2 separate regions of the Homo sapiens genome follow, and region 2 is linked to region 1. Evidence: read pairs that join two places in POLR2A ChIA-PET (ENCODE). Cell type or tissue: PC-9. All regions are shown on one strand. Each heading gives the region's core, and the rest is flanking DNA. Links, peaks and the distances in the headings are about the cores only. Region 1 holds the start of LOC124907769 (a long non-coding RNA gene). Region 2 has its middle 13 kb from the start of VRK2.

Region 1 (9,485 bases), core at 632-8,631:
AAAATCAAAGCAAATAATCAATAGGTTGTATTACTGAGCTTAAATTGTATGCAAAAAGTATCTAGAATACTCCTAGATTTCTATTTATAAAGTTCATTAGATACATTCTTAAATTTCTCAGATTGAAGGATTTAACATATATGCTCTTAAATTCAGAAAAGATGCAACTGCAATGATCACAGGGACCTAGTATTCAATTTTTATATTTGTATCCAGCATTCTAGCTATTATGATCTTTTTGGTAGAAAAAAAGAGATGATGATTATGTATAATAAATATATTTCTCCTATTCAAAGAGTAATACACAAAGCACTGTGCCCAAAGAGAGGTGCCAAAGGATCTTACAAGCAATAGCTTAAAAATGCTCACAATTCCCTGATAAGATATACACATAGGTATGCAGTTTTGAAAAATACCACTAGATTGGTTTCATTATACACACACAAACACACATCGTATATACTATGTTATTAGACACTCTTGTAATATTTCTTACATTTATTAAGAGTTGAATGGATGGAACAGGAAGGCATTATGTTAGGTTAAATAAGCCAGACACATAAAGACAAATATCACGTGTTCTCATTCATATGTGGGAGCTAAAAAAAAAAGAAAAAAAAATTGAACTCACGGAGATAGAGAATAGAACTGGTGCTTACGAGAGGGTGGGAAGAAAGCAGGGAAGCCCATATGCAGTGGGGATGGTTAATAGGTACAAAATACGTTAGATATAATGAATAAGATCTCATATTTAGTAGCACAATACGGTGACTATAGTTAACAATAATTATATAATTTAAAATTACTAAAAGGGTGAAATTGGAATGTTCCTAACACATAGAAATGGCAAATGCTTGAGGTCTGTATACCCCAATTACCTTGATACTTTGTATGCCTGTATCAAAATATCCCATGTACGCTGTGAATATATACAACTATTATGTGTTCATAATAACTAAAAATAAAAAATTTAAAAAAGAAGAAAGTCACTAAAGTCTATTTTTTTTTTAGAAAAACTTGAATACTATGAACCACATACACATTATTATCTCATTTAATCTTCACCAAAATTTGATGGGGTACTGTTATCCTCATTTTATAGATGTAATGAGGAGCCTGGGGTTGAGGGAGGTCAAGAAAAGAACTTGCCCAAGGATACATAGCCAGCAAGATAAAACAAAGAGAGAAAGTTAATGTGAGGTTTAAGTGGACCTCCCAAATCAAAGTTGTGACTTGAAAGTAAGACTTTTGAGTTCTAACTTCTTAAATCCTGGTTTAATGTGGTCTCTTTGGATGTGAACCTCTACCATGACTTCCTGCAGTCGTATTGAGGTGGTGGTGGCCTTTTCTTCCTTTTGTACTAAGCACATAGATCTGTGAAACCACTGGCGCCTCTTGTCTAAGGAGTCAAGGTCTAGAGGTGTCTGTAGCTGGGGAAGGAGCCTTCAGCTGCTCTGCTCTTCGCAGTCAGACATTGCCTCCCTGAAGATTCAGAGTCCAGGTTCTTGGTTCAACAATTCTACTTCTCTAGTTCTGAGATTGATAATGAACAAGTGCTGCAATAAAAAATGCCAACATACTTGAGAATATTCTTAATGAAATCAGTTTCACAGGCTTTTGTAGAGAAGTACTGAAGCTGGGGAGGGGAGACAGAGCTAGCCAAAATATTTCTAGGTAGAGCTGTGGGAGCTTTATATCCGAAGGTGCAGAACTGAAGAGACATGATTGAGAGATAAAGGAGCAGGAAGAGACAACCTTTACTAGTAATTGCAGAGACAGTCTAAATAAAGTAGCAATTAATAAGCCAAATGATAAAATGATTGATCTAGAGCTTTCTCTCTAGCTTTCTTTTTTTAAGGAAACACAAGCAAACTTCAAATGTTCACTCCCATTTTATATGACACATCCTGCTCCTTGCTGATAGCCTTATGTGTGGAACCTCTAAAGCTGTACCTTGCCAAATGTTAACTAACAGTGTATGCTGAAACCTCATTATGAAAGGGGTATAATAAGAAAATAAGGAATATTGCAACCAGCTGTAACCTATAACATTCTAGTAACTATCTTGTTATAAGAGATAAACCCTGATTACTAAATTCCAACACTTTGTAATACCTCAGAGGAAAAAAATAAAAGATAGCAGTTTTTCTTGCACTTGTTTTTCTTTATATTAGATTATTAGATTCTATATTATCTTAGAGTTCTAGGTTTAACTATCTGATTTTTTAAAGTACTGGAGAAAAGATCAATTTATCTCCACCCCCTAACATATTACTTGAATATATACTAGTATTTGTGATACTTCCTTACAAAGGAATTAATACTTCCCTATGCAAGTATTAATGACATTTTTTAGAGAAAAGGAAAGAGTAGTAAGTCATCTCTTGGATCTAAAACAAATGTAAACCACCTCAAAGCTTTTTTCTTAGAAGAAACCTCATGCGATGTGCACCATATCAAGATTATAGACACAGAATTATACCGCACTCTTTTTTATTTAAATCCAGGTGTAATTTGTGAAACCTTTCTGCTTCATTCTAGAAATGAAACTCTAGCATTGCCTTCATGTTGGGCTCTGATCAGTTTGGTTTTTCAGATACACCAAGGGGCTTTTATTTCATATCTTTGTGAAATTGACTAGTTTCTAAAGTTATTCTTCTATTATAATTTAACACATTAAGAGAATAGAAAAAAGAGAGATAGTGTGGTATTATTTTATTACTACATAAAACTCCACTGTCAGAATGGAAAATATAGGAAAAGCTTGGCACACAGATGGCTAAAAAGTTAAAGCTGAGTAAATGATCAGAGAGAGAAAAACAGAACAGTATTGAGTCTATGTTCCTCCATATTATTTTGTATGCATATCTTTGAATTTGAAATTCAAATAAGGAATATATATATATATGTAATTGCAAACAATTTTTTGATAAACAAGTAGGCCAGATATCCAAATGAGAAGATGCCGTTTTGCCCTCTCATTCCATTTGATAACAGAAGCCCTTGTGTCACCTTATGTTATAGGAATGGAATTATAGGGATTAATATGAACAAAGTTAACCCCTTTTAACTTACTATCGCATAATGTTTTCAGCTTCCATGCCATGAGGATTCTGGGCAGTGCAGGGTGGGGGAGATTGGAGGGGTGCAGAGGAAAGGAAGATGTGAAGGGAGAGGAATAATAGAAACCTTTTTAATATATTGATGTGAAATGAGAAGTAATTCAGAAATGCAATTTAGTGATGACCTCTCCTCTGGGTGGATATGAAAAGCAGCCTTGTTTTCTTTTATAAAGAAATGCTGGCATGCTTGACTTTAGTGAATCAAGAGAATTGTTTGGCAAATAACAGTGATGGTGTGTGTCCTTGTCAGAACACCTGCTGTATTCTCCCAGCAAACGCTGGGGCCACGGCGTCTCTCCTCTAATGACACCTCATCAATCCGCTCCTATCAATGTCCCAGCCATGGAGGTGACTTCGAGTGCTCAGAAGCCTTAGAAAATGTCAACGTTTTGGGAGAAAAGGTCAGTCACAGCTTCCCCCCCACCTCCCCTGCCAAGCCACCGTGGGCCTGGCGTTCATTATCCTAATTAAATCCAGCAGCTGAACATCTTCTTATCTGTAGGGGAGGAGAGCACGGGCATGATGCAATAGGATTGATTTGCATATCCAAAGTTAATTAGTGCGGAGGAGCAGGTGTACAGTAATAATAATTATCACACATGACAATCACCTGTGACCACTTCCCCGCGCCCCTTCCGGGATTCAGCACAGTGATTGCTGGCTGGTTTTTTCCTTGCTTGATACCCATCCTGAGCTGTTTATGTCCTTGTGCCTCTCTTCACAAACCTGCTGTGAGTAGATTGTCTGTTCCTTAACAGGCGCTGTATTTTTCTCTAAAGGTATATTTTCCCCTGTTTCATTTGGAGGGAGAGACTATTGTAAGGCAGCTATTTTCAATTTTGTTTGCTGAAGTTGTCATATCCTGTTGGAGCCTGGGTATTTATTTTTAGATTACATGTAAGTGGATAAGGAAAAAAAAATGCTCAGGATCATAATTTGAAAATCCCACTTTGCATCATTTGAAGATTCTATCTTGAGCATATGCTGGGAAATCAGTCTGATCCAAAATAAACTTATTAGGCAACAGACACATGAAACCAAGTGACAATTTGATGTTTGCCACAAGATTATCCATGCCAGTTTGAAGAGGGCAGAGGGAGCTGAATACAGAACTTGAATCTTCCTAGTCTGTGGACAGTGCAGTAGAATGCAGGCTGCTGATGCTCACTGGACACAAACCTGAAGAAACTGAAAAAGATTTGGGTGGGTTGTTTAGGATCTGAAGAATCCAGGGTAAACAAACAATCAAACACTAGCATGATACTCCAGTAGGAAGACGTCAAATTGTAGCCTTGAAGCAAATTCAGTGCAGCTTGCAGGATGGCTCTCATGATGCCTTCATCACAGAAAGCTTAGATAGATTACACTCTTTGGATTTAGTTTGCACATAAATGTGTAGGTTGTGCATGTTGAAAAGTGTTTTCTCTGTCAAATGAGGGTAATTTTTTCAAATTAAGCCAAAAAGCATGCCCTGGAAATTGGATGTGCCTTTACAGAAATGAATTATTGCTGTATGTTATACAGGAATTTAACAGTCACAATGGTAGGCTAATAAGTAGGTAAGAACAGAATATTAAATACAAAGAAATTTTTGTGGGTAAAAGGGAGGCATTAATGTTAAATTAGCTATGAAACTGTGAGTGTTTTTAATTTTTTTTTTTTCATTTTGACTTTTGTCTCTTTCACTTTTATTTGTCAGGGTACACTTTTGCCAATCAAGTCAAGTATAACAGGTAGGCCTCCCTTTCACACAGCTTTAATGATAAGTGACAGAGTCGGCAAAAGGCATTCAACTGCCTGCAGAATGCATTAAAAATTTAAAACTTTACTTATCAGTCTTTTATTAAAACTTTTTGTAATTGTACAAAATTATTCCCCCACTGGGTTACCTTTCAATATGGAGTACAATTATATTTCTGACACAAAATAATTATAATTTTAAAAAGCTATAAGAAAAAAGTATTATTTTTTAAAGCAAAATCCATCCATTTTACATCCATGAAGAGGTATTGCAATGAAAAGTTAAGCAATTGCTGAGCCAAAACTCCAGTTGTGAACATTTAACTTTCAGTACTAGACAGCTAGGTGGAAATCTAGAAATGTAAAAGAATTATGGCTTATGGTCAAAGACTTCCTAGTCCTTGTTTGTTTATTAAGATAATAACTTTTATGTAGTATACCTTTAATCTATCCATGTTAGTGTAGCTAAAATGCCACATCTAAATTCTTTCCAACAGGATAAAAACCATTAGTAACTGTGTTTTGGAGAATTATCTGTGTTTTTTCTACATGCCTGACATCATCTTATGTAAAGATTTTAAATTCGAGAGCTACTAGCCCTGGACAGTGCATGGGCAGAGCAACATTCTAATAATTCCCAAATCTCCACTATGGTCATCTGGTCTTTTATCTAAAATTCTATTGAGCAAGTTTCCAGAAAAACAGGTGTCCTGTGTACATTCTCCTAAGAGATAGAGATCAACACATATTCTCTTGGGCATGTTTGTGTATAAGTTGTTATAGTTGAAACTCTGGGAAATATGGAGATGAATTCATATTTCAACTAGGGGCTGTTGGAATCAGCTCAAATGTCCATAAAAGCTGACACTACTACACTTTCTTAGCTTACACCCTGATGGCACATCCTTTTTGAATACAAGGAATACTTACTATGTATTTACTAAGAACTCAGCATGATATTAGGCAATTGCACTTAAATCCAAAGATTTTCAAGTCTTGTTCAAATCTGTTCTTGTCTTCAACTAGCTCACAATTTAGAAGGAAAATTAGATATGTGAAAACCAAACTATAATTCTATGTGAAAAATTCCAGGACTCTTCTAAGTGAGGAGTGTGCCATGATCCATTTGTTGTCAGAAAATACTGGAACTTGTATGTGTATTTATCTTTCATGCTATTATTTTAAATTTCTCTTTTTGTACTTCATGTACACAGCATAAATATATAAATTGGGGATCTAAAAACTTAAATTCAAAATTTAAATGATCTTCTACATGGAATACGTTTATATCTTTATGTCATATGTAGAAGTTTTCATAATTCATTTGGAAACGAGCATCATATGGTTATGGTTATACTGTGTATGAGAGGTTTGGAAACTTTAATTATAATCTTGATTATACTAGTAGTGCATCTTTAAACAAATAATTTAACATTTAATGTATCTGAGGTTCTGTATCTTATATTTTTGCATAATTCCCTCCCTTAAATAACAAGCATATATTGAGAGTTAACTCAGATTCAGAAACTTTTCTAAGCAATCTAAGTGTATTAATCCACTTGATACTCATAACTTTATTAGAAAAGTACTATTATCCCCATTTTACAAATAAACAAACTGAAACAAAGACAGATTAAATAACTTTCCCCGGGTGGCAAAGCTAAGAAGAGGCAGGCCAGGAGTCTGAAGGTGGTGTTAGAGGATTTCTAAAATAATTTCGAATTCTAAATTCATTGAGTTTCCTATGGTAGTGCTATGGGCTCATTTGATCATTTATTGAACATTTACTTTGTGCCAGACATTGTGCTAGGTGTAGATTATACCAAAATGAAAGATGACTCCCAGTCTATTGGGAAGATAGCCATGTAATCATGTAGCTATGGAAACACAGAAGGGAAAGCACGAACTGGCCAGGAAATGTCAGAAAGAACAATATTAATAGAAGTGCCAAAGTAGAAGTAGAGAATGACAGGTAAACAGGGCAAGCAAAGGTATTAAACCAGAGAGGGCAGCATTAGCCAGGGAGCAAATGTAAAAGAGAATGATGTGTTTGAGAAAATGAAAGCGGCTCAGCATGGTTAGAGTCCATGTTGTGTATGGGAGGAATAACGAGAGGCTGGAAATGGGACAGGGGCCAGATCCTGAATAGCCTTATTTGTTGAGTGATTTTAGCTTGTAGTGGATAACGAGTTACTGAGAAACTTTAAGGGATGGAATTATATGATTAGATGTGTATTTTAGAAGTTCTATTCTGGCTCTGGTATGGAGATTGGAGAGGAGAGATGTGAGGCTGAAAACTGGGAGTTTCGTTTTAAGAGTATTGAACTTGTCTGTTCACTCATTCTTTCGTGAAATTCTGTTAATCACTCATTGACTTAACCTGTATTTTTTGATGCGCCTACTATGTGCCAGACATTGTTCTAGATGCTTGAACTCTATTAGTGAAGAACACAGGCAAAAATCCTGGCCCTTGAGGAGCATAAACCGTGGCATAGTTCACTTGTAATTACAAGGAAGGACTTGGTTAAAGGGACAGTGTGGTTAGAGAGGGGAGAGGTATCTGTGATATATTTAGGAGGCAGAACTGACAGGACCAGTCATTAGGAGTGAATCATGGATTTTTAAAATAAGGACTGAAAAACCATTGAGAATTAATTCTTGTGAAGGAAAATTATCCCAACAATGAAAGTGGAAATTTACTATTCAGGAAAGCTGGGGGAGGGCAGTCAAACTGACTTTATGGGCACTGGGAGTAGGGTGGGGAGGAATGAGTAGCCACCGGGAACATTCTTTAGTCCATCAAGATGACTCAGGAGACTAACAGCCAATTGCCCATCACGAACCTTTTGACCTTTGATCTCAGAAGTTTCCAGAGCAAAACGTCCTCTTGAAAGTTTTGATTTTACGTTTGGAGGGGGAATGAATACAACATCACTGGCAGCTATGTTTCTAGAAGGGACTTCCTAAAAACAAAACAATTAAACATGGAGGTTTTATATGGTGAATTTAGATTCTCATGGCCTACAAAAAGCTGAAGCCCTGTGATTATCTTTGCCCAATCAGGGTGAGTCAGACCCACCTATTGCCAACTTTAGAGGATAATATATTAACTTTGTAAATGAAAAGAAACAGCAAGTTTACATAGAAGTTTAAATCACACTGAACACTGCAACAAGTCTCCACAGATAACAATAGTACTTTGCCAGCTGTGGTCTCCTTGACCTGCTAAGGTATTGCAGAAATTATAACGAACAAAGAGAGGCTGGGTAAGTGGATGGTTAGAACATCAGATTTTCAAGGCTTTTTCTATCCTTAGTGTTGACTTATTTAAGTCAGGCTTTGGGTCAGATTCTTGACTCTTGTATGCCTGCTTGTCCACTGGGAGAAGGGGGAGAAGAGCAGTACTTGGCACCCAGAGAAAGTTCATGAAGTGCGTTAAGGGCCTGAGTTGAAAGGCTGTAACATCATACAGAAGTGGATAGCATTCTATTTTTATTGACAGCATGAATAGGAAGCATAGGTGGTCTGACTGAAAACATCTCTGAATAAGAGTCTTTTCAGAAATGTGGAATGATTGGCAAAGGCCTAGAAGGCAGGAATGTCATATGCCTTGGCCCTGGAAATTGTCATTTGGCATAGAAGGGGTAGCATTAGAGTTGGCCTCAGATCCTCATGGGCTCAGAGGTGTGGAGGAGGGAGAACAAGTAGAGCTCTCCTTCTCCACTGTTGGGGCCCTATTACATGCTGCTGAAATAACTCTGACACGTTGGGGCTGTTAATGCAAATTTAGAAAATAAATCAGTCTTGGGGAGATGAGTGATAAAATGCAAACAACAGGGAAAGAAAGGGTCTTTGTTTACTTTCTCTTTTCCTGGTGTATGGCTAAACAGGTTAAACACCTGTGAGAAGAGGGTGCTTCAGGGACACCCTTATACTCAAATTGTTCATGGGTGTCTTGGAGATTGCATTCCTCTCCTTGTGCAGTGATTAGTTGCCTCTTCGTCACTGGCGACGCTGGCAGCGAGGAGCAGGGCCTTCACCTGCAGGTGTTGCCATGGCAAAGGACACTTGGAATAGATTCAGGCAACATTAAAATGCAAAAGTGAAAATAAGAATAGAGAGAAAATAGAAGCTTGATTCAGGGAGACATTTGAGTGGGTCAAATCGCCTCCCTCACAATAGCCATTGCCAAACTTGAGATCAACCCCACCTTTTCCCTCTTGACTCCTGAGGTTCTCTGAGCTCTGGCTATGAGGTGCAAAAGACGACTTTTTTTTTTTTTTTTTTTTTTTAAACACAGTAAGGTTTACATTATTTTGTTCCTAAGAAATATGATTTGGTTTCTTAATCCAAACAGGGTTAAGAAATTATGAAATGAGAATTGGTTTTTGGATGCTATAAAACAATTCCTTTTTTAAAAAAAATTCAAAAGTTGGCTAGCAAAGTAGCTCGTTTTATTGGCTCTGGATTTTTCTCTCATTACCACCTTCTTTAACATCCACGTGGCTTATCAAGGAAGCCAAACCACATTTTTCCTGTGTCATCCCAAGAGACTTTGCCTTAACTTTCACTTGGTTTTCACATTGAATTAAGCGTTTTCTTTCTTACCACTTCTGTATATTT
Region 2 (9,485 bases), core at 715-8,714, 150 kb before region 1:
TGATCCAATCACCTCCCACCAGGCCTCTCCCTCAACACCTGAGGATTACAATTCGAGATGAGATTTGGGTGGGGACACAGAGCCAAACCATATCAATGTTGCTCCTCAATTGCTTTCAGCTCCAAATCATCCTTATATCAAAGTGGCATATTTTGGGGTGTCATATTCTAATTCCTATATTGGCATGTAGCAGGCAATGAAATAAATGCTTGTTGAATGAATACTTGCTACACTGCCTGTTTTTCAGTCTTTTATATTTTCCCAATGAGATGGCAAATTATTGTGTTGTTTTAATTTTTATTTTTCTGATTACTAGTAAGGTTAAGAAACTTCTCATTTGTTTATTAGGCATTTGTACTTTGTAAAATTAGTTGTTGGCCATAGCTCTACCCATTTTTCTACTCAGTTTGATCATTTTCTGAAAACAGTTTCTTTATTGGCAAAAAGAAGGGAGACATATTGCAGGAGTATTGTAAGGTTTAAATGAAAAGATGGCAAAGAACCTAGCATAGTAAATATCTCCTTAGATATGAATGTACTTCCTCAATTTTCTCAATCCTGAGAATACTCTTGAGTAGGAAGGTATTGGCCCACATCTTTTAAAACACTTTTATGAAAAATGGGGGATTTTGTTTCTGTGTCTTCCACAAACAGCTTTTTTCTTTAAGCTTTTCATTGCAAACATGCAGATATTTATGGAACAAGAGTCAAAACCTACTTCTGCACCCCTCACCCCACCTGCCCCCTTTCCCATAGAAAATAAACAGATTCTAAGGTCTTTCAGTTTTTATTCTTAGGGCCTATAGACCTTGAGCTCAGTTTGTCTCAACTAAAATTATATAGGATCTTGAGTACTTGATAAAGAGTTTAGCCTTGACATTATAGACCTTGGCTGTGTAGCACGGAAGTCATGAAACACCTGCGACCGTGTACATTTAAACGAATCAAGACACTGGGAATGGTGGCTCATGCCTGTAATCTCAGAACTTTGGAAGGCTAAGGCAGGAGGATTGCCTGAGCCCAGGAATTGGAGATCAGCCTGGGCAACATGATGAGACCCTATCTCTGCAAAAAATACAAAAATTAGCTGGGCATGGTGGTGCATGCCTATAGTTTCAGCTACTCATGAGTCTGAAATGGGAGGATGGCTTGAGTCCAGGACAAGACTACAGTGAGTAGTGACTGCACCACTACACTCCAGACTAGGCAACAGAGTGAGACTCTGTCAAAAAAAAATTAATTAATAAAATTAAGATTAAGCAAAATGAAAAATTCGGTACCGGCTTCATGAGTTATGTTTCAAGTGCTCCTTAGCCACATGTACCTAGTGGCTACCCTATTGGACAGTATAGATTATAAAATATTTCCATCATTATAGAGAGTTATGTTGGACATCACTACTATAGACAATAGAAAATCACTGGAGACTTGAGCAGGAGGCTGACACTAACTACTTGTGTGTGATAACCACACAGAATATAGCGTGATATATATGAGAATGGTCTATTCTTTAGCCAACACCATATTTTTTTGATTACTGTAATTCTAAACTACATTTTTTTTGGTTTTACATAGTATTTCTGTATATATTAATTTGAACATAGAAAAGTTGTGGAAGGCATATACCATCTCGATACTGATTACATTGGGTTATCTCAGCACATAGAATAGAAAGAGTTAGAGTAGATTAATGCTTTATTTTAGACCTATGGTACTTTTTACCTATTACAACAAAGAAAAATTCATTTGTGTTATTTCTATGAAATGAAATTAATGATATGCCCACTGCCTCTTCACCACATTCATTTTTTTAAAAAGATCCTAAGGGAAATTAATTTAGTACTACATAGAATATAGATACTTTATAGTTTAAAGGAATATATATTCCTTTTTTGCAATATAGAAAGCCCAAAGTAATATTATTATATCAAAAATACTCCCTTTCCTGGTGGAAAAGGATATACAATACTGCTTCTATTCTACTTCCTATCTACCAGATATATTAGGTGAGAAAAAAGTGTCATACAATTGGGACCACTTCAATAAGCAATTAGATAAAATTAATGGTATATTATGTTGATCTCAGTTCTGAAAAGACCACGCTTTATTTAGCTATCTCAGACATATAAGAAAAAAAATTACTGTTTTTCAAGGATGTTTAAGAGGATGCTTATAAGCCACTCTTAAGAAGTCTTTCTAATGGATAACAACCATAACTAGTAACGGAAGTTCTGTCTTCTAAGATAATTCCCCATTTATATAGTTCAAAAGAACAACTCTATTTTGAGGACAGTGTTTTTTACATAGTAATCTCATTTTATACCCAAATATTATCCCCATTTTCCTATTTCATATTTTCACACATAACGTGGTTGGGTCTCATCTGATGCCACTTCAATTCACTTATAAAATAGAATGATTCTACTGCCCTTTCATACATCATGGAGCTTTGTCTCTTCTCTCCTTCCAAATTATATAGAAGAAGGCTACAAAAATCTTCTGCCCTAGAAGTAAAGTTAGCAATGTTGAATTGATTGGATAAGGGTAATGAACATTCAAATGTCAATATATTGGAGTGAGTCAATAGTGCGAAGTATTTATGACAGTGCTGATTCATTTCATAAGGCTACTCAATCAACTATGAAATGCAAATGTTACTCGAGTCATGAAATGTTCCTCTGAAACTATCTGGACAATCTGTTACAGAATAATTCATGCTACATAGATACTCTTGAGTTTTTAATGTACATAATACTTTCCTGGAATCCAGTTCCAACTCATAACAAAAATAAACTAATAAATAGATAAAAGGCGAAACAGAGAGTAAGGAGACCATAGACTGATGAAGAAATCTCTGAAAACTTCTGGGTAATGTAATGATAAGAGCAGGTTTTTATCTCCCTGCTCCCAAATTCCCATTGAAATGTCCAATATAATATTTTTAAGGGGGAAAGAGGAAAATAATTCTATGGTAGCAACAGAAAGGAAAGATGAATACTGGCCATATGCAGGAAACTTTGGGGGCATTTCTGTTAAAAGTAATACAGATAGGATTATACTGTTGGAAGGCATGGAGTACCCATGTCAAACATCCTCTTCTAGGAAAGCAATGTACCCATAATACAGTAGAGAACATACTAACCAATTAATACCAACACACCTTGAGATTTGGAGGTATTAGGGCTAAAGATAAATCTCAGGCATCATGTCATCAGGAGCACAGCCTCATTTATGTTGACTAAAACGTTTGGACTATATCATATGTTTGCAAGTCCTCATGGGGCAATGACCTGGCACCACTGAATCCAAGAGTGAACCACCAAGCGTTTAGAATAGTACCTAGTGTACAGATGTTCAATAAATATTTTGAAGGAATAAGTGAAGTTTTTTTTTTTGTTTTTTGTTTTTTAAAAAAAACCTCTGGAACCTGGTGTCAGCCTTCCTTTAGCACTGCCTTGAGGAATGAAGAACAAAGATGAGAGATGCTCTCATGCCCTAAGGCCAAGATAAGTTGATGGAATGGAACAGAGGGTAAGATGGAATGGCCAGAAACAGCAATTCAGATTCATTCACTCACTCATATATTCTTTGAGCTTGACTGAAGAGGGAGAATGTAATAAAACAAACCATCCCTGCCTTCTTAAAACTTAGAGCCTTGTAGAAGGAACAGTTGTTAAATAATCACTGAGAAAAACTATAGGATTCTATTAGGAGCCATAATAGGAGGAGCTGATTTCAGTAGTCAGGCAGGATCATGGGAGCAACACTTTGAGGGAGTAACCCTTGAAATAAGACCTGAAAGATGAGGAATCGGTAGCGGGCAAACTGGGAAAGAAAGAACATTTCATGGAGAAAAGGACATATGCAAAGGTCCTGAGGTGGGAAGAAATTTGCTAAGGCCCCAAAACAACAACTGTGAGAGGTGTTAGCAGAAAACGATTCTGAAAGGTAGGCAAAGAACAGACCATACTGAAATTTGTGAGTTTAAGTATTTTTGACTTTTTCCTAAGTAAAATGAGCAACCCACTCTTCCTTAAATAAGAAAATAACATGGTATTATCTATATATTAAGACTAGCTACTAAGAAGAGAATGATTCATAGTGAGAGGTGGCAAGTAGTTACTAACATTTGTAAGCACCTACCTAGGATCCTCAGAAATTATTTGGGAAGCAACTGGATTATCCGTACTTACATTGCATGGGAGCTTGAGTTATTTTATTTCTATGACAAAGGAAAGAGTTGATCTAGACAAGATATATTCTAGTAGGAAATTGTATCAGATTAACAGAAACCATGCCCATTTCTTTTTGGCCATAAAACAAGACAGGGAAAGCACAGATGGCTCTCTGTGGATGACCAAACTGGGGAAAATTACCAGATTTCAGGAAAGATCCTATAGTTTAGACTACATAGCTTCTTTGAAGAATCAAACCTGCCTTCTTTTAAAAATAAATTTGCTGTGATAAGCAGAAAATCCTTCTAGGAAAATTTTGATTCATATAAATGTAAATAACAATTAAAGAGGATATTTTTACTTATGAAACTAAAGGTAGTCTGTATTAATTTACTATTGTTGATTAACAAATTACCACAAACTTAGTGACTTATATGATATAAATTAATTCTCTTACAGTCTGGAGGTCAGAAATCCTAAAATCAAGCTGTCAGCAGGGCTGTGTTCCTTCTTGAGGCTCTAGGGGAGAATTCATTTCTTTGACTTTTCAGGCTTCTAGAGGCCACCTGAATTCCTTGACTTGTGTCCCCATCTTCCATCTTCAAAGCCAATGTTATAACTTCTTCCGGTTTTTCTGCCTTGAACCCTCCTTCTTCCTTCTTAGAAAGCCCCTTGTGATTACATTGTGCCCACCCAGATAATCCAGTGTACTCAGATCTGTAAAGTCCTTTTTGCCACGTAAAGCAACATATTTATAGAGCTTCAAATATTCTTCTTTATGACACTAAATGAGAGAAAGAAAGGAGTGTCAACCACAGAGTTGTAAACAAAATGATGGTGCTTAAAAATTCAAAACACAGTCAAGTTATCCTTATGCATAAAAGCAAACATAGAGATATTTTCAAATACATAAATGTCAGAACACATATGCTATAGACTGAGTGTCTGTGTCCCCCCAAAATTCATATGTTAAATCCTAACACCCAATGTGATGATATGTGATGGTATTTGTGAAGCAGGTTCAGTGTGCACTGGCTACCAACTTATCTGAGTCTTGTGAGACAGAACACCCACACACAACAAATTACGTGAAGCAGATTTGCTACTTACAGATAGGCAGCAAGAGATAGCAGAAGCTAGGATTCATGGTGAGCCAGTTTCCCAAGGCTCAGGAAAGCTGGCTGGGGTGCATAGAATCTCAACTATGCATGTCCCACTTGCACATTAGCAGAGAGACTGCAAAAAGCAGCCAGTCCTGTGTTTCATACTGTGATGTCACATGAGATGCTGAGCTAAAGCACTGAAGGACATTCTATCCTATCCTAAGGGAGACTGGAACAAAGCCTAGGCTGTCCCAGCTAGCACCCCTTTATCTCAAGATTTTGCATTGCCAGCACATTCTACACTTAATTCTTGAGAGGTACAATTGAGAAAGGATGGAGAACTGCGTCAGTCCAAGGCCACCCAGAGAACTGCAGTATTTGCAGGTGGGACCTTTGGAAGATGATCAGATCATAAGGGTGGAGCAGGGTTAGTGCCCCTACAAAAGGGAACACAGAGGGCTCACTTCCCTTTTCTGCCACGGAAGGACACATGCTATTTTATGAACCTGTCAGTGGATCCTCACTAGACAATGAATCTTCCAGTGTCTTGATCTTGGAGTTCTCACCCTCCAGAACTGAATACATTTGAGAAATAAATCTTTTGTTTATAAAGCTACCCAGTCTATGGTATTTTGTTATAGCAGCCTGAGCTGACTAAGACAACATACCGGGACACTTAGATCAACTAAAACCTAGGGAAAAAAACATTAAGTATGAGTAAAAAGTAAGCACATAGCTTCTTTTCTGTCTGTTCATAACCACAACAACTCCTATGGAAGAGATTTTTGTTTCCTGAACCCCTTGAAAGAAAAATTTCTATGTAGAAGTAAGAAATAATTTGGATTTGATTGAGTTTTCTAAGAGTGAGTGAATAGGAAGGAAGACAGAAAGAGAAGACAGATCAACCAGAGAGATGATTTGAAGTTGTGTAGGGTGAAAGGTCATTGTAAGACACTGATTGTGTGATGGACAAAGAATCTGTTAAGAATGATAGTGTCTACTGTTCTACTCAAAGTTGTTTGGATTGTTATAATTTCAATTCCTCTTCTACCTTCCTTCCATTTTTTTCGTTTGTATGAGTGAATGTGTAAATTGAAAAGTCCGTGTTCCACATCTGAGCAGATATGATTCAAATCAGAGATAGCACATGAAAAAGCAGCAATCCAGAGGTAGCTATGAGAACAAAAGCCTCTGAAAGTCCAGAAAATTTTAGGAAGAAGTTTTGAGTCAGTTTTACCTAGATTTTCAGAGAATGGGAAAGATATAAGCTATCATTTGGATTGTAAATTAATTAGGGAAATTACATCTGCTGGACACTGGTGGTGGTAATGATCTGATGTCTACATAATCATTGTAAATATCATTTTAAAGTGTACTTGAATGTTTTCTTTATTTTAACTCTCAACTTCAGTGGTTTATTTTTCTCTGCCCTTACTGAAGCCTATCCTTGAGGGAAAGGAGGAGATTAACAGTCATACTCTTAGTCTTCTTACCACTAAAAAATATATCCCTCCCAAGCTCAGGACATCCTATACTATCCTGAGGGGATAGGGGACACGGGAACAAAGCCTCTCTTCTTCTGATTTTCATAACACCACATTCTCCTAGTGCTCCTTCTGGCCCACTCGCTATTCCTTCTAAGTCTACTTTGCTTAATCTGCTTTTGCTCAGTTGGTACCCACAGTGCAGACACTGGCCAACTTTCACTGAAATGAAAGGTGTGATGAAAGATAGTCACTTACCATTTATTTGTGACATACCACTGCAAACTTAGCAGCATAAAGTAACAAGTATGTTATCATACTCACATATTCTGTGGGTCAGGAGCTTGAAAAGGGCACAGGGAAAATGGCTTAACTCTTTGAGAAGGTGTGCATGCTGGGAGTGACTCACAGCCTAGGAGCTGGAATCATCTAAATGTTTGATCAGTCACATGTTTGGACTCTAAGCCAGACTGATGAGCATAGCTTGGCTTCCTCACAGCATGTCAGCTTCAGAGTGCTGGCACTTCTTACATGGTATCTCAGGGCATAAAGCATGAGTGTTCCAAAGAACACGACAGAAGTTGCATTGCCTCTTCTTACCAGCCTCAGAAGTCATATGCATCACTTTCAACTCCATGCAATTGAAAGTCATATGCATCACTTTCAACCCCATGCTATTACTTGCTTGTAATCACAAGCAACTAACAAGCCCACCCAGACTTAAGAAGAGAGGTAGACCCACCTCTGGGTATTATGAAAAGTACAATCTGCCACACAAGTTTTGACCAATCCAGTGAATTTCAAGCTAGTATATTTGCTTTCCTGCTTGATATTTCTACTGGGGTCTAACAGGCATTTCAAATACAACCTGGCCAAACAAGAAAATATGATATTTTTTTGCCCAAGCCAAAGCTTAGGATGATGGCAAGATTGTGAGAGGAAACGAGGTAGAGTGCATTAAAGACATTTTAGATTATTTAAATGAAAGAGAAGGAATTAAAGTCTATACAGCAAAGTATTAGAGACTTACATGTAAAACCCCAAACTATGAAAACCCTAGAAGAAAATCTAGGCAGTACCATTCAGGACATTTAAAAATGATATTTAAAACAAAGATGAATAAATGAAACACCTAAGACATTTAGATTATTTAAAATGATTATTTAGGTGTGAAATTGCTAAGTGTTTTAAGTTAAACTTATTAGATCTGAGGAAAAAGCAGCAATATGTGTGCATATTAATTGAGCAAAACCTTGGTATCAAGCTGATGAGAGCTAAAGGAGGCCTCAGACAATCTAAAATACAGCAACGGCTTTATAATGGGAGAGGTCTTATAGCCATTGAGGATAAGGACAGGCATCATGCCTGAGACCACCTACCAAAAAACTGACTCTGAGGCTAAACTGAGTTGCTAACGTAGATGAAAAGTAAAGTATTGCTGGTAGCAATTAATTTAAATAACTAGCCTCTGAAGATTCTTTAGACTGGACCAGACAAATTCAAACTCCAGGAAAATATGGCATGCCAATAACTCTAGAGTTCAGTAATATTCAGAAAGGGCAAATGACAATGATAAGTGCTGTGTTAGATGTTTCTTTCAGATGGAAATGTGCCTTCTTCATCTAGATACTCAAGGTAATGTAGGATGAGTCAAAGATAAATGTAGACCAGAAGCTCATTAGACCCCAGAGCTGGCAAAGACATTCTGATATAAAAACAGAATAAACCCCCCAAATCATACCAACCTCAATATGACAGGGGAGGGAGTCTATGTCTGCCTCAATGTAGCAATTGGAATAATTTAATCTGGTCATAAGAGATGATTGTGGCTAAGAAAAGAAGACAGAGAGATCTCACAAGTTATGCTAGTCATACTGCTATCTTCCGGTCAAGAGTTTGGTCAATATAGGAGTACTTTTAACTTTTTCTTTAAATGTTAGTGAAAGTTTCTTTTGTAAAAGTCAAACCTTGTTTCTACCTGAGTTGACACAAAGCAAGATGGTACCATCTAAGCAGTGTTAGGAGGAAAATCAGAGCCCTTTAAGAATTTAAGTCCAGTGGTAGACATGAGGACACTGGTTTAAGACAGAAAAGAATGGTGGAAGTAGGCCAAATAGGAAAAAGATGGTGAAGGTAGAAGAAAATTGGAGATGCAAATTATGTTGATCCTTCATGCCTGGAGATTTATCTATTATTTTTTCCTCTCTATTTCATTCATAATACAAATAGAAAATAGCTAATCAGTTTTCATAGAACTCTTTAGGCTTTTCAAGAAATTTATCAAATAGACACCTCACCTGGCTTTTTAGGAATTATTGAATAACTGAACTGCAGTTAGACCTCTCATCTTCCAGAATGTCTAAAGGTATTTTTCTAGAGAGATCAAATTGTTAAGTGTTTTAATATAACTGTCAGAAGTTTTAAGAATCTAGGAATTATTCTATTGGCTTATTCTTCCTAAGAAACCACTTCTCTTCTAAATATATATATATATATATATATATATATATATATATATATTTATTTATTTATTTATTTATTATACTTTAAGTTCTAGGGTACATGTGCACAATGTGCAGGTTTGTTACATATGTATACATGTGCCATGTTGGTGTGCTGCACCCATTAACTCATTATTTACATTAGGTATATCTCGTAATGCTATCCCTCCCCACTCCCCCAACCCCACAACAGGCCCCGGTGTGTGATGTACCCCTTCCTGT

What was found. ChIA-PET counts read pairs that join two places held together with the same protein. Peaks named below come from ENCODE experiments on the same cell type or tissue, not always from the same donor. Only the 100,000 strongest peaks of a DNase experiment are listed, where the experiment ranks them.
Region 2: POLR2A ChIA-PET joins it to region 1 with 29 read pairs; 5 of 35 experiments call an interaction of 5 or more read pairs at or near these places.

The regions. Positions count from the first base shown.
Region 1 is chr2:57,880,544-57,890,028 of GRCh38, reverse strand. It overlaps LOC124907769 (a long non-coding RNA gene), which reads left to right and starts at 3,371. Exons shown (of 2, transcript XR_007086324.1): 1 at 3,371-3,523; 2 at 4,822-4,951. RefSeq lists a silencer at 9,289-9,485. In PC-9, for the core only: no CTCF peak of the experiment used is centred there; a DNase peak (open chromatin) is centred at 7,668; H3K4me3 peaks cover 1,953 bases; H3K27ac peaks cover 2,299 bases.
Region 2 is chr2:58,028,701-58,038,185 of GRCh38, reverse strand. It overlaps a transcript of VRK2 not described here. Among named protein-coding and RNA genes, the nearest start is that of VRK2, 13 kb to the left of the region's middle. In PC-9, for the core only: no CTCF peak of the experiment used is centred there; no DNase peak of the experiment used is centred there.